Regions from separate parts of the Homo sapiens genome. Here regions 1, 2 and 4 are each linked to region 3. A link is a loop called in an ENCODE intact Hi-C map of the cell type or tissue named here. Cell type or tissue: dorsolateral prefrontal cortex. All regions are shown on one strand. Links, peaks and the distances in the headings refer to the core of each region. The heading gives the core; the rest is flanking DNA. Region 1 overlaps DOCK4 (dedicator of cytokinesis 4). Region 2 overlaps DOCK4 (dedicator of cytokinesis 4). Region 3 has its middle 39 kb from the start of IFRD1. Region 4 overlaps DOCK4 (dedicator of cytokinesis 4).

Evidence for each region. Peaks named below come from ENCODE experiments on the same cell type or tissue, not always from the same donor. Only the 100,000 strongest peaks of a DNase experiment are listed, where the experiment ranks them.
Region 1: a loop joins it to region 3, with 5 times the contacts of the local background. A loop is called at or near these places in 66 of 110 quality-filtered maps.
Region 2: a loop joins it to region 3, with 2.5 times the contacts of the local background. A loop is called at or near these places in 19 of 110 quality-filtered maps.
Region 4: it touches region 3 in a loop (2.3-fold over the local background); 8 of 110 quality-filtered maps call a loop at or near these places.

The regions. Positions count from the first base shown.
Region 1 is chr7:111,739,404-111,744,791 of GRCh38, forward strand. It overlaps DOCK4 (dedicator of cytokinesis 4), which reads right to left. Exons shown (of 53, transcript NM_001363540.2): 45 at 2,610-2,729; 46 at 2,137-2,258; 47 at 1,691-1,811; 48 at 1-74. Among named protein-coding and RNA genes, the nearest start is that of DOCK4-AS1, 66 kb to the right of the region's middle. RefSeq lists an enhancer at 3,476-4,117. In dorsolateral prefrontal cortex, for the core only: CTCF peaks have their summits at 2,521 (motif pointing right) and 2,723; a DNase peak (open chromatin) is centred at 2,588; H3K27ac peaks cover 3,274 bases.
Region 2 is chr7:111,862,401-111,867,788 of GRCh38, forward strand. It overlaps DOCK4 (dedicator of cytokinesis 4), which reads right to left. Exons shown (of 53, transcript NM_001363540.2): 23 at 972-1,164. Among named protein-coding and RNA genes, the nearest start is that of DOCK4-AS1, 57 kb to the left of the region's middle. RefSeq lists an enhancer at 4,845-5,388. In dorsolateral prefrontal cortex, for the core only: no CTCF peak of the experiment used is centred there; no DNase peak of the experiment used is centred there; H3K27ac peaks cover 1,895 bases.
Region 3 is chr7:112,409,237-112,414,624 of GRCh38, forward strand. No RefSeq gene overlaps it. Among named protein-coding and RNA genes, the nearest start is that of IFRD1, 39 kb to the right of the region's middle. In dorsolateral prefrontal cortex, for the core only: CTCF peaks have their summits at 2,123 and 2,325; a DNase peak (open chromatin) is centred at 2,145; H3K4me3 peaks cover 731 bases.
Region 4 is chr7:111,926,665-111,932,052 of GRCh38, forward strand. The region is part of intron 12 of DOCK4 (dedicator of cytokinesis 4); the gene reads right to left. Among named protein-coding and RNA genes, the nearest start is that of DOCK4-AS1, 120 kb to the left of the region's middle. In dorsolateral prefrontal cortex, for the core only: a CTCF peak has its summit at 2,827 (motif pointing right); no DNase peak of the experiment used is centred there; H3K27ac peaks cover 1,658 bases.

The DNA of each region.
Region 1 (5,388 bases), core at 234-5,233, 670 kb before region 3:
CTCGATGGAGCAGAACTTGTCACATTAGGTGAAGCCGAGTGAGTAGAACTCAAGCTTGAGGTAGATGGACTTGGCTGGAAACACACAGGGAGCTATTATCATACCCTGATTAAAGGCTTCCCACGACACTGACGTATTTGAAACAAAATCATCAACTTTTTTTCAAATTAGCAACAAAAAGTCCGTTTAACAATATAGAAAATCTTAATAACTTAGATTGACAAAGAAGTCTGCATGAATTAATGAAAAGTCTGAGATTTTGACTCCTGCCAAAGGAATGCCTTCGTGTTAGATTCAGCTATACACTGTGACTTCGTACCAGTTAGCAGTGCATTCCTTCATTGAGGTATAAGTAGAATGACTTCCAGCCTAGGGCCCAAAAACAGGCGAGTGCGTCTAAAAGGCATAAAATATGCCTTCTTGTTATCTGTACAAGTATGTTCAAAGCATGAATTTGGAAATAAGTGTTATGTCTCCTTTCCAAAGATAGTGGTGAGGAAAATTTCAGCTTAGTCTTACTGAACTATCATAAATGCCATATTAGTAGTGTTTAAATAAAATGTTTGCTTGCAGGAGTTATACTGGCTCTAAAATCCCTAAAAACTACATTTTTCTTGTATAAAAAAAATACCTTTGGAAACTTTCTGATATGTACATAAGTAAAGATAATTTTAAAACAGACCCTCAAATCATGTCTTTTTTTCTTTTTTCTTTGAGACACAGTCTCGCTTTGTTGCCCAGGCTGGAGTGCAGTGACATGCTCTCGGCTCACTGCAACCTCCTCCTCCCAGGTTCAAGCGATTCTCCTGCCTCAGCCTCCCGAGTAGCTGGGATTACAGGCATGCGCCACCATGCCCGGCTAATTTTTGTATTTTTGATAGAGACGGGGTTTCACCATGCTGGCCAGGATGGTCTCGAACTCCAGATCTCAAGGTGATTCGCTCACCTCGGCCTCCCAAAGTGTTGGGATTACAGGCATGAGCCACTGCACCTAGCCAAATCATGTCTTCTTAAAGAAAAAAAAAGCCATTTTGGAATGCTAAGAGGGGCCGGGCGCAGTAGCTCATGCCTGTAATCCCAGCACTTTGGGAGGCCAAATTGGGCAGATCACTTGAGGTCAGGAGTTCGAGACCAACCTGGCCAACATAGTGAAACCCCGTCTCTACTAAAAATACAAAAATTAGTCGGGCGTGGTGGTACACACCTGTAATCCCAGCTACTCACGAGGCTGAGGCACGAAAACTGCCTGAGCCCGGGAGGCGGAGGTTGCAGTGAGCCAAGATCGCACCACTGCACTCCAGACTGGGAGACAGAGTGAGACTCGCTAAAAAAAAAAAAAAAAAAAAAAAAAAAAAAAGGCAAGCTAAGAGGCAGCTAGTGAGTGGCAACACACTCTGAGAGTCCTGGACTGCAGAAGGAACTTGGGGCAGGTCTCAGAGCTGAACCTTGTGCAGCGTGCCTAGGCTTTTCCATCGCTTGCTGATGTCGTCTTAAAGCGATGGGGCAGTTTTAAGAGAAACGTCTTTGTAGACTCTAGAGACCCATAAAGCAAGAAGAGTGTTTAAAGGTTTGTCCTTAAGCCAAGTTCTTGCTTGTTGGTCTGTTCATCAGCACAGCAGAATGAACAGAAACACTCATGATTGAGACAGAAAAGGAATAAACACAACCAGACAAAAAGCTAATTAAGTACCTGCATGTTAAAGACTTCATCAGAGCTTTCTGATTGCCCTGTAATATTGCTTACTTCAGCAGAAGCTTGTGAGGACAGTGAGGAGGAAGAATATCGGTTGACAGCTGGGTAACTTAACGGGCTGTTTCAGGGGGAAAAAAAAGGTCATTAACTCAGTCTCCAAATTGTACTTTATCATGTGCTAGAATGCTATGAAACCAAAGGGGGGAAAATACATTCCGTTTTGTTTTCTCCTGTTTGCCTCAATATAATCAAATGTTTGAGTTTATTTATTTCTCATGCTGTTGCTGTTTTACTGGTGGCAGAGGTCTGCAGCTGCCTCGCGGGTTAGTTATTTCATTAAGAAATAGCGTATTTGACAAATTGTGCCATAAAGAATGAGAGAACCATTCCAGATCAGCTTGCGGGTGAGGCCAAATTGTAAGATAATTTGGAATATGACTTACCTGCGTCTAGGAATTACCCTGGTACCATCTGGGCTCACAGAAGCAGGTGCTGAGTTTCTACACACACGAGGGCTTCCATTAGGAAAATGGACAGGACTGGCTTGCATACAAGCAGAGAACTCCTAAAGATGTAGTAAAGGAAATATCTCATTACAGTAATGATTTGGGCAAAATAACTTATGAGACAGGTTAGCATACTAGGCACACATCCTAATTGCCATCAAGTCTTCACATAGGGAGCTATTAAAGCAAGTTCCAGTATTATTTGGCTTTCCCTCACTTACATTTGTGTTTTCCCAAAAGGAAAGCCTCGCAAATAGCAGACAAGGCAATTGTATTTGAGGGCTCCCTGGTAAAACAGTGCAGTTTGGTAGAAAAACCACAAGATGTCACTATTGGATACATCATCATCCCTTTAACAAGCAAACGGCAGTGATCAGGCTGCCCCGCCATGGACACCTAAGTATACATACCTGTATCCCTAAGCTCGACTTCATCACAAAGAATTGGTCAACCAGCTTTTTGTGAAGGGGTCTCATATCTTGAGGTACAAACTTCTCATGCACGGCCAAACCAAATTCCAGAATCTGTGCCTTAATTCACAACATAAGGAAAAAACCTCACATCAATGACTACCTCTCACTAAGTGCCTGCTATGGGCCGAGCACTTTACTACGCATTTCGCTTGCATTATTGCTAATCCTCTGCCTCTGACAAGGTAGGAACAGCTGTCACTTTACAGGTGAAGAAAAACTGAGGATCTGAAAAATCCTGCATGGATAAAAGACAAATGGGGATTAGAACTTGGTTCTGATTTCAGACTTAATTTTCCTACTCCCCCAGGCTTCTTTCCCATGTATTTTAGATCTATAATTATAATGCCTCGTAACAGTTATGTGTCCTTTTGGCCCCTTCCTTCTCTCCCCAGGGTGGAGAAGGAATAGGGGCATGTGCTGCTCACTGTTAAGAGGGCCGGCAATTCTCCCTTAAAGATCTCTTCTTTGCATGGCACCCTCTCCCCCCACATTTCCCTCTCCCACTAGGTTCCTCTGTGCTCATCCATCCCTCCCACAGACTTTCAGAATCTGCCAGGGAGGATGGAAAAAACAAAACAAAAAGGAATTCTATGACAGTTTCCATGCTTCTTGTTTTTGTTTAAAAAGATTATTCCTGGCCAGGCGCGGTGGCTCACGCCTGTAATCCCAGCACTTTGGGAGGCCAAGGCGGGTTGATCACAAGGTCAGGAGTTCAAGACCAGCCTGGACAACACAGTGAAACGCTGTCTCTACTAAAAATACAAAAATTAGCCAGGTGTGGTGGCACGTGCCTGTAGTTCCAACTACTCGAGTGGCTGAGGCAGGAGGATTGCTTGAATCCGGGAGGTGGAGGTTGTAGTGAGCCAAGATCATGCCACTGCATTTCAGCCTAGGTGACAGAGCTAGACTCTGTCTCCAAAAAGAAAAAAAAAAGAAAAAAGAAAAAAATCCCAAAAAACATTATTCATATTCACTTATAATTCAACGAGAGAGCAGGTCCTACTTAAAAAACTTTCCTGCAGTGAGGATCCGAAGAGATGAAGGTAAACATTCAACCTTCCTTTGTGCAACCATCAACAGTGTGTGATTCCTTTGATTCGAGCAGCAGCTGTCTTTTGTATTTTAAAAATGCCCCCCATGCTAACATGGTCAAAAGGACAAATTCCATAGACTGGGAGGAAAACGAATCCTATATCACCACAAGGTTTTGTTGTTATTGTTGCTATTTTTAATCTTTGCAGCTCGTGAAGATTTTAGGTTGAAAGCTCAGGTCAAACAGGACTGACCCTGGCGGGTTGGGGCATCCAGCACCTTCCCTAAGGGACGGGGCTCTGGATGCTGCCCACTGCCAGCATATTTGCATAACAAATATCAAGGATGCCTTTGAAAGGCACACTTGGAGTGCAGTGTGTATGAGGCATAAAGGGAGAGGCTACATCTGTGATGAGGACATGGAAGGGATGTAGGAGGTGGATCTAAACGCAGAGGCCCCCAGTCTTCTCCATTTTAAACACTAGCGTTGGGTGACTTCCCTTTTGTTCACAGAATGTTGCAAGTTGGGTTCTCTGGGAAGTAGACTCCAGCATGGATTTCATAATGTTTATCAGGGTGTACCTTGGGATTGATGCCTGTCAGGGGGAGGGACAGAAGCCGGACTTGACAAGAAAAGAAGTTGAGCTGCACAGCAGTCCTGTCAGCTACTGCCAAACCCAAGGGACCTCTGGAATGTTCTTAAAAATTTATCTGTATTTTAATCTTTTTAGAGACAGAGTCTCACTCTGCTGCCCAGGAAGGAATGCAGTGGTGTGATCATAGCTCACTGCAACCTCGAACTCCTGGGCTAAGGTGATCCTCCCACCTCAGCCTCCCAAGTAGCTGGGCCTACAGGCATGCACCACCACACCCAGCTAGTTTTTAGGTTTTTGTAGAGATGGGGTCTTGCTATGTTGCCCAGGCTAGTCTTGAACTCCTGGTGTCAGATGATACTCCTACCTCAACCTCTGGACCTTTAATGGTCTGTCAAAGTTGTCCTGTGTTGGTCCCAAATGGCCAGGCTTTCTATTGCTTCCTCAGTATGGGATGTGCACCACTGAGAAGGTAGCAACCTTGGGCCAAGTGGCTCTCTGCAGTGGAGGCAATCCCTGAAGGGCCTGACAGCTGGAGATGTCTGTTGAGAGCCACATTTCCTGCAGCTGAGGCAGAGTAAGTCTGTCCTGGAAGGAGCACTGGGGTGGTGCATGTCTCTGTCCTCTAGAGAGTTTATCTGAACTACTTTGCAGAGGTCCAGAGAAGGATGGTGCCCTCTCCAGTCCACCTCCCCACAGAGATGATGAGACTTGGCCAAGGGCACATTGACAGTCACGTGCACTGCTTGTCTTATAACAGAGATCTCACATTTTCTAGGCCATGGCTCTTTCCACAAGGTTTCAGGAACATAAGCAGGACGTAGAAGAAATAAAGGTTCCCTGGTTTTATTTTTCTTGGCAGTCTTCTTGACCCTGAGCTACCATTTAATTCTGGGGAAATAATTCAGTCAGGCTGAATCCAGCAGATACAGTCCTGGGGTGGAGTGAACCATTCATAAGAGGTAAAACACAGATCTTTAAAAATCAATGAAGGTTAAAGTCATTGCATAATCCTAAGTAATGGATGACCTCAACTGCTCACTTCTAGTATCTACAAACACCCAGAGTCACATTGAGAACTTGACTTATTC
Region 2 (5,388 bases), core at 163-5,162, 550 kb before region 3:
ATATGTAAAAAATTGTTTACTATATATAAAACTATTTCAAAAAAATCATACATACACACACATTCATATGGGAAAATCATTCTTTTTTTTTTTTTTTTTTTTTTTTTTGAGACAGAGTCTTGCTCTGTTGCCCAGGCTGGAGTGCAGTGGCGCCATCTCAGCTCACTGCAACCTCTGTCTTCCAGGTTCAAGCAACTCTCCCGCCTCAGCCTCCCGAGTAGATGGGATTACAGGCACCTCTCAACACACTCGGGTAATTTTTTTGTATTTTGGTAGAGATGGGGTTTCACCATGTTGGCCAGGCTGGTCTTGAACTCCTGACCTCAAGTGATCTGGCCGCCTTGGCCTCCCAAAGTGCTGGGATTACAGGTGTGAGCCACCGTGCCTGTCAGGGAAAATAATTATTAATGGAATCTATTTTAAGAACTTTTTTACTTGGGAGGCTGATTAAAATTTCTTAAAATAAGCTTTAAGATAAGGTTAGTACTCACTCTGTTATTTATTCGGGAAAAAAAAACAGAAGAAAACAAGAGGCAATGGAACTTACTAACAGTTATTATAACAAAATTAATTTGAGTCACTGACCACTTGCTCTTGGGGTAAAGTAAAAAACAACAATAATGCAAAGTTTCATATAGCTTCAGAACATAAATTGATGAAAAACTTTTAAAAACAAAAGAGAAAAATAAGGATCCTATCAGGTACCTGTAAGCATCTCTGAAGGAGTGTTAAATCCCATTAAACATAAAAAACAATAATGTAATCATTAGTTTTCATTCTTTCCAGAAATAAAGTTTTAATTGCCATACTTTTGTATTTGACTACTAAATACATTTACCATCCAAATAAACAATGGTTTTGAGAAAATGCCTTTTAGTGTTTTGTTTTTAATTGCATCTGCTGACCAATGGCTACAAAATATACAAAATGGCTTTTCAGAGGCACAATTTCCTCCAAGAGACTCACCCTACCTGGGTTGGTATAAAGCTGGCTTTCCACGGTTTTGCCAATGCACTGCAGTTTGATGGCCTGCAGGGAATCATCCACATGCAGGATGGTCGGCAGACTGCCCAGGGTGTCCTGGACCAAGTTGGCTACTTCCCGGACATCAAAGAGCTTCAACAGTTCTGAGTACACGGCAGGGAAAGAGCTCAGAAACACAGCCTTAAAAAGAAGAAGACATTTAAATCAACTCCCAGATACGCCATGAGAAATATGCTGCAAAACGTCAGTGAGTTTAAGGACCGTGGCAAGTGTTTTTGAATGGTAGGAATAGAAGTATGAAATGTTTCTGTTACCTAAAGCTAAAAGGTAAATTTTTAAAAAGTGCAGCAGAATAGGACAGTTTTTGAAAAGTACGAAGCAGCAGCATAATAAAAACTGGGAAATTTTGGAAAATCACTGACATTAGCAAAAGGATTGACAAAAACCTCACAGAATCAGTGAAGTGCATCAAAACTGAATAGAAAGAATGCTCAACCAAGACCTGGATTGTAGTCAGTTATATTCATTCCTTTTGGAAGAAGCTTTCTGAAATGCTCACTTAAATCTCATTCACATTTAAGAAACCAAACACATTAATTCCTCCAAAGCACTCCATTTCTGATTTAAGAAAAAACACAGGACAGGGCATCAGAAGATCTAAGTTACACATAGTATTAGCTTTGCTTCCAATAACTCTGTGACTTTGGAAAGTTATTTGAGCACCCTTTAGTTTCATCATTTAGGCTTTAGTTTCATCTCCTGTAAAACAAAAAGATCATTACAAGAACCCTCTGGGTTGCTTCAAGATCTATTTTAAACCAAGAACTGTGTGTACAGACTAAGAACAATATTTTTATGTAAAAAAAAAAAAAACCCGATCATCATTTTTTATGGGGAAAAAAGATGCTCACATCAAATCTCAAAGGGCATACTTAAAAAATTGGGCTAGGATTGTACACCAAAACAAACCAAATCAGCCTTTTAAAATTCCATAAAAGGAGGGCAATGGAAGAAGAGTCGACTAGCTTCAACTGTACCTAGTCAGGGAAGGAGGCACGAGTTTCTAACATGCTAAAATTCAAGTGCTAGTTGGCGTACCAATGAGATCTGACTCCATCAGAAAATAGGTCGCGTCTACATGTGCTGATGATTCAAACACAGACTCACTCAAACTCAAATTTAAGAATTTTAGTATTTATTTATACAGCAGCAGCAAAAATATCTAGAAGAGCCAAGATCTGTTTTTGATGCCAGCGCCATCAAAATACTCCAGATGCTATAAGTCAACAGCAATGGCCCTTGGCTCTTAAAAATTATAGATTTACTTGAATATATTTAAAGTTAATAACTTGATATTCTCCGTTACAGCCTGCATTTATATAACCTTCACGTCACCCTGCAGAGCTGAGTCATACTGATGAAGTTAAATAAAATGAGCCCAGCTTTCTGATTACTGAAAAGTCAACTAAGTTGATTTTCCTCAGGTATCCCTTAATTTATCCATTATTTCTTTATTTATATGTCTTGACTTCAAAAAGGCATCTGAATGTGCCTACAGTGTAAGATACACATATAATAGGATGATTAAAAAGGATAAAGAACAAGTATCTTGTGATGAGGGGAGGAAGACGGCTGTGCCAGGGCAAGCTGAGAGTTTTTACTGCAAGTGAAAATAAAAGTACAATTTAGTTTTGACCTTCCTAGTAGCCAGGACACACAGGGAAAGATAACTATTGGGAATTGTCTAGCAGGGTTTGGGGCCTCTATTCCTTCTGACATTCTTCTTCTTTTAGGGATCATGGGTTAGCAGGTGTGTGTCCATGAAATAGAAAGCTAAGAACCACTGCTGTACCAGGTGGGTTAGCCCTTAGTCCTTCCAGGACAGGGCTAACAAGAACAGTCATTAGCAAGTTGCATTTGGGGCAGGAGGACTAAATGAACCTACCCAGTAGGACCAGGATGCATACATCTGTGGGGCAGCTTCCCATCAATCCAACCCAAAGGACTGTGGTGATGGCCTCTAGAAGACAGGGTTTGCCCTGAGTTGTAGCCCACATGGAAAAAATGCAAAATGGAGCAAGAAAACCAGGTTTCTGCCTATAAGGCAGCCTAATAGTAAAGCTTGGACAAATTCAGAGCCAAATTTTATTTGGCTGTAAATGTGGCAGGCAGGACTCTAAGACGACTCCCATGACCCTGTTCCCTGGTGGTGTTCCTGTGATTACATAATGTCACATGACAAAAGAGATTTTGCAGATGTAATTAAGATTACTCATCAGTTGACCTTAAAATATGGAGATTTATCCAGGTGGGCCTCACCCAATCACATGAGCTCTTAAAACAGTTTTCTCTGGCTGGTAGCAGGAGAAGTAGTCAGAGAGATTCAAAGCATGAGGAGGATCTGACATATTGTTGCTGGATTTGAGGAAGGAGCAGCCATGTGCCAAGGACTGCAAGTGGCCTCTGGCAGCTGACAGCACCTCCCCCCACCGGCTGACTGCCATCAAGGAAATGCAGACATTAGTCTTCTGAAAACAAAGAAACATTTCTGCCAATAGCATTAAAAGATCATGAAAGCAAATTCATTTCCAGACCTCCAGATAACACATGAAAGCTTACACTTTGATTTTGGCTTTAGGAGATCCTAAGGAAAGGACCCAACCAAGCCTGCCTGGAATTCTGACCTATAGAACTGTGGGCTAATAAATGAGTGTTGTTTAAAGCCATTAAGCTTATGGTCATTTGTTACACAGCAATAGAAAACTAACACATCGGATCCATTGAATTAGTGGTACTGCCTCTGCAAAGAGAGCATGGGATCAAAAGGGAACCTGGTACAGGCAGAGGTGTGTGGCATTTCTTGTCTTCCCCAAATACACAGAGGCAAAGTTCTCATTGCTTAATAAAGAAAACTAACCATTTTATCATTTTATATGGATTTTTTCTTAGCATCAAAAGAAACATCAATTATCACATCAAAATATATAGGTAAGTGATACTGCACAAAATAACAGAATGACTTCAGTAGAGTTTACAAAGATATTCAGAAACCTTATGGACACATTTACATATTATCTCTTGATTAAAAGCTGAGAGCAAAAAATATCAAATATGATTCTTTGAAGGTGCTAAAGTTGTTTCTAAAATTTGCTGTGGGATAGAGCTCAGAGAATCAAGAGCAGTGGGAGTCAGTGTGTTGAAGAGGTGAGAGCAGAGCTGCTCCACTCTGCTGTACCCCGGTGGCCCAAGCCACCTTAGGGGGACCTCCAGGATCCAGTGGTACAACTAAGGTAAAAAAAAAAGTCTCCTGAATCCCTAAGAAGAAACCATGCCTTACGGTTACTCTTAAGAGTAAGAAAATATTTTTCAGGTGTGAATTAGGCAAGTTTCATCTCTGTAACTGATAAAGGGTAAAAAGAAAAATCTCAGGACGAAAACTCAAATTCTGAATTACTTTTGTAGAGACAGTAAACTTCTAAGAACTCTGATCTGAAGGAATGCATGGTTAGCCTGGTGGATTATCCTGCTCAAATATCAAGTGCTGTCAGCAGGGTTTAGCTAGTAGTGGGCAACTTGACACTGAGGTCTCTGGCAAGTTCCCATAGTGCAGTGATTGTACTCTTGACTGCAAAGGCCAAAATGACATTTAAAAGAGCCTGAGTTATATCCTTGCCCAGATGGAAGATGAGTCCACCTCTATAAAGAAGAGAGGAACAAGAATAGACCTCTCAACAGTCAGAAAAAATACAGCACATTATCAGAGGGCTGGTGCATTCCCGGTGTTTTGCTTTCTGAACATCACATAGTACCAAATCATAACAATACTGTTAAGGATCTAATTTTGTCTCCTAATCTCCCTTTTTATGTCCCAGTTCTCAATGATTACAAGTTTCTCTAACCTCTAGGGCATGGTAAGAGGCTGCTTCTCCTTCTGACAGGTTTTTAACCAAGTCATTAGAATTAAAAGTATACAAGAAGAATCAAGAAAGTATAGGGAAAATATTCAGAATTACCTCATGGAACATATTCAAGGCCATGCTATTTGGGAAGTAGATGGATCCTGTTCTTAAAAAAAACATGTGGGGCTACTTCCGGTAATGGAGTTTGGCGGCAGCAGCAGCTCTGCACTGGTCTTAAAAGATCAGTCCCAGGATGATTAGGGTCAAGTTCAATAAAACAAAACAACATGCAGCTTAGCTGAGTCCAATATAATGATTCTCAAGTTGACAGATTAAAATGCAGTGAGAAGCTTGGGGAAAAGAACTGCAAGAGATTGGCCCTAGTGAAATTCCTTCCCCAGGGCTGGTGGTGACAGCATGTCCAGTCGTCAGTATGTGTTCTGGTAACCGGAAATGAAGCTGATGCAAACCAATAGCCTCTCCATGCAGAGAGAGAAGGGAAAGG
Region 3 (5,388 bases), core at 119-5,118:
ACAGTGAGCCATGATTGTGCCACTGCACTCCAGTCTGGGTGACTGAGCAAGACCCTGTCTCTAAAAACAAACAAACAAAAAAGAAATGCACTTGTTATAGGGAATGTCCAAATGCCAGGCTTTCTTTTCTCTCCTGGGGCACTTCTGAGGACAGCCCTCCCCCTGCCACCACCCACCAAAGATCTTCTTATTACACTATTTTCTGACCCAGGTACTGTCCTTGTGTCTGATTTCTTATGACTTCCCCTCTGGTCCTATTCCAAAGTCCTCACCTGGGGTCTCCTCGTCCCTGCCGGCATCCTCTTGAGCAGGGTCCTCTGAAGATGGTTCTGGTCTGATGGCCCTCTGTGATGTCAATTTGGTCCATGGAAAGCAAACACCCTTGTCCACCATTGGGAGGAATGCTGCTGGCTCAGCCATAGTTCTCTGTTCTTGCTCTGGCAGCTCCATACAGTCCCTCGGTTCACACCCTTTTGGGCGAGAATCAGGTAACAATCTCTGTGTTCTTCAAACTCTGGGGGACATGTGTCAAGTTTCTTACTTTGGTCTCATGGCAGTCCCTTCACCAGCCTCCTTTTCCCCCTAAAACATTTCATTGTAGCCTGACACCTCCTTCAGTAAAGTCTTCCTTGATCCATTTCCTTCATAGTATTTCTTCACTGAACTATACTCTTAATATTTTTATACTTTTCTGTATGTATGCTAGACTTCAATAAAAATGCTTGTTTAAGCATTTTCAAAATAATCTTGTATTGAGAGTTACCCTTATCTTAGCTTTAAATTGCTTTGCTACAATCTTTGACAAGTTTAGGAACACATATATGTGAAGGGAGCTCCTTTACCTACATGAGGACCTAACTTGGGGTTCTTTTAAAGCAGTGGTAAGCACATAGTTAAATGACTTGGGGGGCTTATTTGCAGTCACCATTAACTAAAATAATGAGGCAACTTCTGTGTACCCTGGAGAGTCTAACAGAAAACAGAGGTTTTCAAGGGCTCCAGGCTGCATGTGAAAAAATCCCAGCAGCTAAGAGCTTGTAATTTGACATGAGAGTAATGCATATTTGGTTTAGTTTCGTAACTTCAGACTTTTTGAACCAGTTTTTTAAAACAGACATATATGAACTCTCTGAAATCAAGATGATAAGTCATCTGAACTGAAGAGTAAGCTAAATGACTGAAGAGCACTTTGTCATCTCAAATGGAAATATTTGGGGACCCTTTTTCTTAAATACTAAAGACAATGAAAAATGCCTTAGTTTTTTTGAATTTTACTTCTCACTAATCGCTGCCTCAGAGATTGTGTCTGTGATAGAAATAAAAACTTGTCTTTGGGAAGATGAGTGTGTATTTCTAGGTATCCTGCTGGTGCCTTAGCAATTGTTCTGTAAACCCAGCAGCGTTGCCCCCCAACCCCCCCAACTATTCTGGGTACCAATGGTAACACCTATGCCTTGGTTGAAAACTCCCACCATCACCTGGAGAAACTCTTTTATCTCACTGGATGGCCTTGAAAGTCAAGCCACATCCTTGTTGTCTTCTCTGGGTATTTTCTTTTTAAAGTAGGAAGGACAGTTCGGGAAGGTGACCTTCTGATGCAGCTCTTCACAGTTTAACATGAGGCGTAACAGCTGTGTCCTGTGAAATAAGCAACTTCTCCAAACAAGCAACAGTCCTTATTCATCATTCAGATTTTCAGAGGGAGATAAAAATCACTACTTGAAGTTAGCAATGGGTTAACCAAATTTGCAGACCACTCATTTTAACTTATTGTATAACTGTGCGATCTAGAAGGTGGAAAGACACAGTGTAATGGCTTATAGAGGAGATTATAAGAATTAGCTCATAGGTTAAAGATTTTCTGATGAGTTACAAAATGGATTTCACTCACAGGGGCAAATCTCTCTCATAATCCTTGAGGCATTGTACAAAAAAATAAAAAAGCACAGTTACTTTATGCACAATAGTTTTGACATTTTATCAGCATGCAATTAAAATCCCTTTGTCTAAAGTTCTGGTTCTAAATTCTTGAACAGATAGAAGCCCAGAAAGGACTGTGTTATGCATTTTAGAAAGAAGAAATTAATTTGACAACTCATAGAGTTTCGTCCTGGGAGGGAGCGAGTAGTGCGGTGCTGCACTCTATGGGCTGCTGCAGAAACATACAGGATGCATTTTGTCTATCTGCCAAGAAAGTCTTCCCGAGGAAATATCTTCAATCAATTCTCTGGAATAATCTGGCAGCCTGCTCAACACAGATTCTTCTTTCAACAGAAAGAAAAGAGAAATACAATAAATTAAGCAATAGAGGGGAAAAGTAGAACTTAAATATGTTAAAACTCCTCTGGTGGGTGCTGTAGACTGAAAGTTTATGTCTCCTGCAAAATTCATATCGTGAAGCCCTAACCCCTAAATGTGATGGTATTAGTGGGTGGGGCCCTTGGGAAGTAATGAGGGTGAAGCCTCATGAATGGGATTAGTGCCCTTATAAGAGGAAGAAGAGACCACGGACTTCTCTCTCTCTTCACTATGAGGATGCCGCAAGAAGGCAGCCATCTGTAAGCCCAAAAGAGGGCCCTCACCAGAACCCAAGCAGCTGGCACCTTGACCTTGGACTTCCCAGCTTCCAGAACTGTGAGAAATAAATGTTTGTTGTTTAAGTCACCCAGTCTATGGTATATTGTTATAGTAGCCCCAATTGACTAAGACAAAGGTGTTTAAGTGAAGTGAAGAAGAAGTGAAGTGAGGAAAAGGAAAACAACAGGAAAAGCAAGTTGCTGTTGCTCACACATTCAAAAACCAACTTGGATTTGTTCAAGTAGAAAAATCCAGGCAATCATAGACAAATGCCCCAACTTGGAGTTTGGGTGTATATTGCAATGGCATGGATATAAAAAGGAAAGCACAATGGTGTGTTTCCCCCATTGGCTTATCTGGTTTCCGATAATGAAAAAGAGTTTCACAAGCCAGTGTTTGCTCTTCATTAGAACACAGAATGAGACAAACAACGGTTCTGTGTGACTAGATTGTCTGCACTTGAAAGTTTGAATGCCAGAGGTTCTTTTGGGATGTGGCATTAACATGCACTTTAATCTTCTAGGACTTCATCAAATCAGGGAAACGTGCAAAATAGGAGAGAAAACACTTAAACATTAAAAAGGCATCAATTCATTTAATTTATTTAGATATATACTGACAATATGGTCTTTAGATATTATCATTGGTATATACATTTGAATTGGCTTTTTCCCCTCCATTTGGGAGCAGTTTTGCTGATATAGTTTTACTTTTTTTCTCAGATTTCACATGATCAAGAGTATGCCACTGCTGGTTAGATGGGACTGTGATGGATGTCTGATTTTAACAAAATTTGTTCTAAACTAGACTCGTGTCCTTGACCTTCGCCTTATTACCTCCATTCTCTACTAAAGTCATTATAAATTACTCTTAAATGCTAATTTTCTCTCAGTTCCAAAGATTCCTAGAGTATAGAAAAGTACTGAAGAAAGGGTCTTAGAAATGGGCTTGCTTGATTTCCTAATTTTAGTATTGAAAATCATGTGTCCTGGATTATAATCTATGGCTCCCCACAACTCAACTATTTCACATTGAGTCTTATTCTCTGGATCTTGTTCACTGAAAATCATTAGGCTCTTCTGTAATCACAGCAGTGAGTTGGTAATGAATCAATTAGCAGCCTATGGATTCTTATCTCATAAAAGATCAGAAAAAGCACTGGAGAAATCTATGAAACCTGGTGTGCAAAGAATGCCAGCTACCTCAGGTTAGTTGACTTCAATTCAATGAGACAAAAATAGCATTGATCATCTACTCCACCAATAGCTGTTTCTTATTTCCAATCTCTCAGTGCCACAGTTGGGCTTAAATCTGGCCATTATTGTAATCTAGCAGAGAAACACTGTCCTTAGGCTTTTGTGAAATCATTTGGAAGAAATGATTAATTGGCCACTGAATAAGCATCCTTCCCCCATTTCACTTTTGGAAGCAGGATTCTTTGTTCTGCAGCAATGGGCCCAATAGTAGCAATAATAAATATACTTTTGCAGCCTTAGGGTATGAACCCAGGACCGATTTAAGACAGGAAAAGAAGTCTTGTTCCCTTGCCATGGAGAAGGCCTGTGACCTAGTTCTGGCTCATGAAATATAAGAGCAAGTGTGCCGGAGGAAAGACTTTCCTCCTGATAAAGCAAGAGCTGCATGAGAAGAAAGTTACATTTGCCCACTCTCATCCCTTCCTGCTTTATGGAGCTGTTTTGTGAGGCTGCAGGCATCTTGTAACCATGAGGTGTTAATTCTGTGGATGAGACCCCTGAGAGCTGACCATACCTGGAAGAGCCTAGCTCTGAACTTCTTGTTTCTTAAGGTTTAAGCCTCTGCACTTGAATGTTCTGTTAGTTAGAGCTGAATGCGTTCCAGCTGCTACAGATGGTCGAAAGTCTGAGTAGGAGGTAATGCTTCTCCATGCTGCTGCCTGGAGGAGTATTAGAATTTGGCCATCCTACCTTCTATTAATTGCTGCCTTCTTGATTGCCACTTCGATTGCACAGTGCCCTAAGAGCCCTAAGGAGTATAGTTCAGTAAAGCCTGGGGGTGTGTAAAAGCAGCCTGTATTCACAATTGAAGTTGGGCTTTAAATGTGTGGTTTGAAGGGTATCACCATTCTCATCTAGCGTATAAAATAAATAAAATAAATTTATTATCCGCTTTCAGTCTGAAATTCTATTTGTGAAGCTTATTCCTAGAGTGTTCAAGATTTCTTTCTTAAATTATGTGTTTTCTTGAATGGAGACCAGCATCCTACACTCTTATCAGCTCCCATGTTAGCTGAGATGGAGAACTAACTGCAAACTGGGGATAAAATAAATAGAATTTTAGGACCTATGAGTTTGTAGAAATCTTTGAGATCATCCAACCTCACACCTTTATTTTGTAGATTTAAAAGAAAAGCCAAAAACTGTGGACCAGAAAGTTTCAATAGTTTACTGGATAATGTCCATAATCCAGGTTTCCAGGCTTCCAGTCCAGGGGATTTTTTTAATCTTGTTGTCAACCCAGATTAAGTGTGTGAACAGCACATTTAGAATGCCCGATGGAAGCCTGCTGCCATTTCTCTACCTGGGTCTGGAGTCTGTGGGCTTGAAAGTTTATTTGAATAGTTGGCATGCTTTTAGCAATGGAGGTGGGGGTGTGGGGCACGGCATAAAAGGAGGAGCTGATGGACATCGGAGGGAGCAGACACATGGCCACTGGCCTCTGGGTTTTGCTGACGTCTAACCCTGCATTTGCCCTATATCTATGGGAAAGGGCAGGTGCTTCTTTCACTCTTTCTTACTTGATAGACTACATATATGTTTGTTTTGAATAATT
Region 4 (5,388 bases), core at 315-5,314, 480 kb before region 3:
CAATAAATAAATAAATAAATAAGCCAAGCGTGGTGGTGTGCCACCTGTAGTTCCAGCTATTCAGGAGGCTGAGGCAGGGGAATCACTTGAACCCGGGAGGCAGAGGTTGCAGTGAGCCGAGATCATGCCACTGCACTCCAGCCTGGCGACAGCGTGAGGCAAAGAAAAAAGAAAGAAAGAGAAAGAGAAAAAGAGAGAGAGAGAGAAAGGAAGGAAGGAAGGAAGGAAGGAAAGAAGGAAGAAAGAAAAAAAGAAAAAGAACGGAGGAAGGAAGACAGGAAGAAAGAAAACACTTTTATTTCTTAATAGTCATACCTTGGTTTCTGAGTTTTAGCCAGTATTGTTCAATTTGTGAATATGCTTATTGCTGATTGCTTCTTTAAACTAAGTTAAGTCTTAAAGAATATAATTTTGACATCACTGAGGATAACCCAAAGGGTCTGACCATAGGCTCACTGTCTGAAGATCATCTTCCTGAGATCTTCGAAGTGGGTAACTCTGTCCATTGGGATGACTACCTTCTAATATGCAAAAGGTATGATAAGCGTGAACAAATAATCTTGTGATTATAACTGCTGGTTTGCAGATCTGCTAGTTCTAAATTTCAAAGCTTTGGGAAAGGCTTTTATGTTTTCTCTAGAGAAGTGGTTAGCTCATGGCTAAGAGTTATAAAGAACATAAGATTGAAGCAATACATAATGTCACAGAATGTCAAATGAAAAGGCATTAAAGACATGTGAAATTATTTACTTTCATTGAGTCTTAACTACAAAAGAAATCTGCTGACCAGCAATGAAAGCTGGAGAGGGGCTTCTCCACATTTGGTAGGAGTGATGAGAGCATTCGAAGGGATTTCAACATTTCCTTTTTAACTAAGGGGAATTTTTCACTTTAAAGTTTCCATTCTTATTCTGATTTAGTGTATCAACATTTCAATAGCATATACTGAGGACTATGTCTAGGTTTTTTAAACAGGCTTTGTTTGTTTTTACTGTAACTATTATTACCTATTTGTATTTTATTTCCACAATACCAATACAAAGGAATCCATGGGCTGCAAACCATTTAAAAAATGTGTATAGAGCATAGTGATGGGGTTCAGGACACATTACCCTAAAACATGGTTCCTTGGCATACTGACTATTTGGAGAGACACCATGTGCAGGAAGGTCTCTCGGACCTTCCCTGCCATTCTCCCCTGAGCAGGTCATAAGAAGTGCCCTCCGTATATTGGATGAAAAGTACATCCTTATCTCTGAAAACAAAGTGTTGCAGAGAAGAACCTGAATAAACAGGCCTTCCTAAGTTTCTCCCAGTTTATTGCCATTAGACGATACCTTTTTCACCCCCTAGTATTTCTCTACAACTCCCTGTTCTTCATCAGACCTACTATAAAAAAACTAAGATTAAACTGTTTCTTCAGGTGTTCATTTCCTAATGAAGGCTCTCATGTCACAAAGAACTTAAATATGTTTGTTTGTATACTTTTCTTTTGTTACTCTGTCTTTTGTTGTTGGGGCTTAATCCATGAACCTAGGATACATGAGGAAATATTTTTCCTCCTCTACAATAGTATCTATGATTGTAGTTTAATATCTGATTATTTTAATTTACTGAAATACTTCCATATTTTTCCTATGCAGCAAATCTTGCAAACAGTATTGCTAGTGATTATATCTAAATTAGCCATACATAGCTCATTTAGAAAATGAAATCAAGCTCTAATCACTACTTCCATTCACATCATTTGGATTTAGTTTTATTTTTTTTAAATACTGCATGAACTTTAAAAAATATCTTACGGTGTAATGTAGTAACATATTTTGAACTATATTTTTTCTTTGCTGTCATTAGCATGATTTAGATCGAAGGAAACAAGAGATATGACAACTGCATGCAAAATAGCCTGGATTTTCTTTTTCTTTTTTTTTTTTTTTTTTTAAGATGGAGTCTCGCTCTGTCACCTAGGCTGGAGTACAGTGGCACAATCTTGGCTCACTGTAACCTCTGCTTCCCAGATTCAATTGATTCTCCTGCCTCAGCCTCCTGAGTAGCTGGAATTAACAGGCACGTGCCACCACACCCAGCTAATTTTTGTATTTTTAGTAGAGATGGGTTTTCACCACGTTGGTCAGGCTGGTCTCGAACTCCTGACCTCAAGTGATCCACGGACCTCGGCCTCCCAAAGTACTGGGATTACAGGTGGGAGCCACCAAACCTGGCTAGGATTTTCTTTTGTTATAAAAGACGTAGAGAAAATTGTCAAAATCTGAACAAGGTTTGCAGATTAGATAACAGTATTATATCAATGTTAACATTCTGATTTAGATAACTGTACTGTGGTTCTGTTGCTATGTTCTGAAGTAAGCAGGGGTAGAGAGGGATCATGTCTGCAATTTGTTCTCAGGCAGCTCAGGAAAAGAAATGTATATATGTATGATGTGTATAGATGTGTATATGTGTATATATGTACATATGTGTGTATACATGCATATATAAGTGTATATGTACATATATACACACACAAACATATACAATCAAGGCTCTGATATAATCCTTAAGGATCATATCAAATTCATTAATGTTGCGTTATATGACTATATGCACACACATACATATATAAATGGAGGGAGATTATGCAAATGAAATGTAGTATAATGTTAACCTTTGGGAAATTACAAATTCTTTGTACTGTTTTCTACAAATTAGTTGAAAAAAAAACTTTAAAGAGAGATCATGGTAAAATATTTAGGAAACTCCAAAAGTCAGCAAAAAGGTCACATATTAAATGTCTAACCAATAGGTGGTGCCAATAAGTACTACTTTTATTTCAATGATACTAGAAAGCAAATACAATGTTCAAAAATCAGGTGCACTGATCAAATTCTTATGAATTATACCAACTTGGTAACACTGAATAAAATGACTACATTGGTATGTGTGGACCCAAAAATGCAACCTAACACTCTCAAAAAGCCTCCTTTCACCTCAGCCAAATAAAAAACACCATATATTTCCTGAATAGAGTTAAACTGCTCTCGCTATATATTGTGGTCTCCTTATGGAGTTAAAAAGTATAGCTGGCAGGAATACAACCATGTACACTCATCTAAGATACAACAAAGACTCTAGAAACTTACCTGAATAGCAAATATGATTTCTTCTAGGTGTAAGCTACATGTGCAAACCATAGAAAATATTTCATAAATACACAGATAATATGAAAAGACTTTGAAGTTTCTCTTGGGACATACTGAACCATAGCCAATGATTTTTACACACCGTTTCAAGACGTAGAACTTAATTTGCCTCAGTAAATCATATTGGCTCAGTCTAATGTCACATTCCTATAATTCAACTGCTGTCTATCAGAGGTGAAATTTATAATAACCATTTGCTCAACAAACCTAAACCAGGCTCACATTAATGAATACTTTTAGAATTTCAAATTCTCACAACATTGCCTTTGGATTTAAAATTCATAAAACAGCACAACTTTGGAGATTTCAAACTACTCAACCTAACTATATCTAACTGTGAAGATATAGTAATTCAATTTTTAAAACATCTTAAAAAGTTAAATGGATTGCTTGCAATTTTCTCCCAGTTTCTAAACTCAACTAAGATAGTGGTTAATGTACCTTTGCAACATAAGTCTTAGGTTAGAGGGGAAAAAAGCCCAGTTAATTGGTGAATCCCTTTATCTATTAACCAGACAAGATTACAACTCCAATAGCTAGGAGGACATCAATGAAGCATAAAGGGCCTGGAAATTAGCTGGTAGAATTTGTTTCCGAAACCAATTTCAAAGTTGCGTTTTTTTCTCTTTTTTTAGTGCCAGTGACTGAGGAATAGCAGGAGAAAGTGGGGAAAAACAGTACTTTTTAGAGTGAACTCAATTCTTTTGAAAACGTTTGACTGCACTGCTTCCATTTAACAAACAATTCTGTGGTCCAGAGAGAAAACAGCGGAAGTCAACATTATCTAACTGTTGTGACAGTTTAAACATTAGGCACCCTAATTTCCCTCTTCAATTTCTTGTGCTCTTGCTTCCCCCACTATCTTGAGGTAAGCCATGAATGTGCCTCCCTTTCAATAATGAAGCTGAACAGCTCTGGAATCCCTATCTGCTGGCCACAGAACTTCCATTCCTCAACCAAGGATATAGATCAAGGGGATACAGAACAATGATCTACGTAGACTGAAGGGTGGAAGCTTTGGTGGGAAGAGTATAAGTTTTGCTTTTCTTTAAATTAGTTTTTAGGCTTCTTCCTGAGCTTCCACTCTCTAGAGCAGAATATTAGAGTGAAGAGGCTTAGGGCTGGGTTTGCCTCAGCTTGAGAGAGGCTAGAAAGGATCAGAGAGAGAGACCAGAGAAACAGAAGGCAGATAGATGCAGGCTGCGTGGGCCTGGCTGGGCCTCAGGGTTAAGAGAGAAGGGTAGAGAAGGGCTGAGGTCACAAGGACAGCGGAGCAGACAGGGCTTTGTAGCAGAAGCCAGGTATAAAGTGCATACATTTGGTTGCCTAGGAATCTGAGCATCACAGCAGGCTGCAAAATGGGAATGGATCCTGCCAGAGGAAGGGGAAACCTTTTTACAAGGCTTTATGGTACAATGGTTTCTTTCATTCTTTGCAAAGGCTACAACACGTAGCTTTTCATTTCAGTACAAAGGCTGTAAACAGAAAAGGTATGACTCATGGAAAAGGGTGGTTTGGATCTCACTATCTGGTAGGGTTTCACTCAGGATTCCAGTAAGAATAAGGAGCTAGTAAAATTGACAAAGCACATGGAACATGTGGACACATCTAAACATGGGAGGAACTGCCCAAGGAAACAGAATGTGCTTCCCTTCCTTCCTGAAGTTAATCAGAAGGCCAACAATTAAGTTAAAAGAAACCAGGAAGAGATATTAGCAATCAAATCAATGGAGAGGAGATGAAGGAAACAAAGTATAGAAGGGGTCGGTTCAATGATCCAACATATCAATAATCCAATTGTGTTATTCTAAAAGTCTTCATTAAGGAGATTAAATCAGGATCCATTTCGAGACAATGAAAACAGACAACTTAAGAGGTAAGGATAGAATATTTCAGCTAGTGGCTTTAAAGTGGGTAAACAATAATAATAGCTAACATTAAACACACACCATGTATGATGTCCTGTGGTAAGTGCTTTGCATACATTTTTTCTTTTAATCTTCCCAATATCCCTTAGAGGATTCAAACCTAGGACATCCTGCTTGCAGAGAAAAAGCTCTTAAATACTACACTATACTCTCTAAGAGATGACTCCTGTCTGTAAGCAGAGGGAAATGTGTGGTTTGGTTTAACTGGAATCCTGACCTTTAACGCAGGCCTTAAGGATACAGGATCACTTATGTTAGAG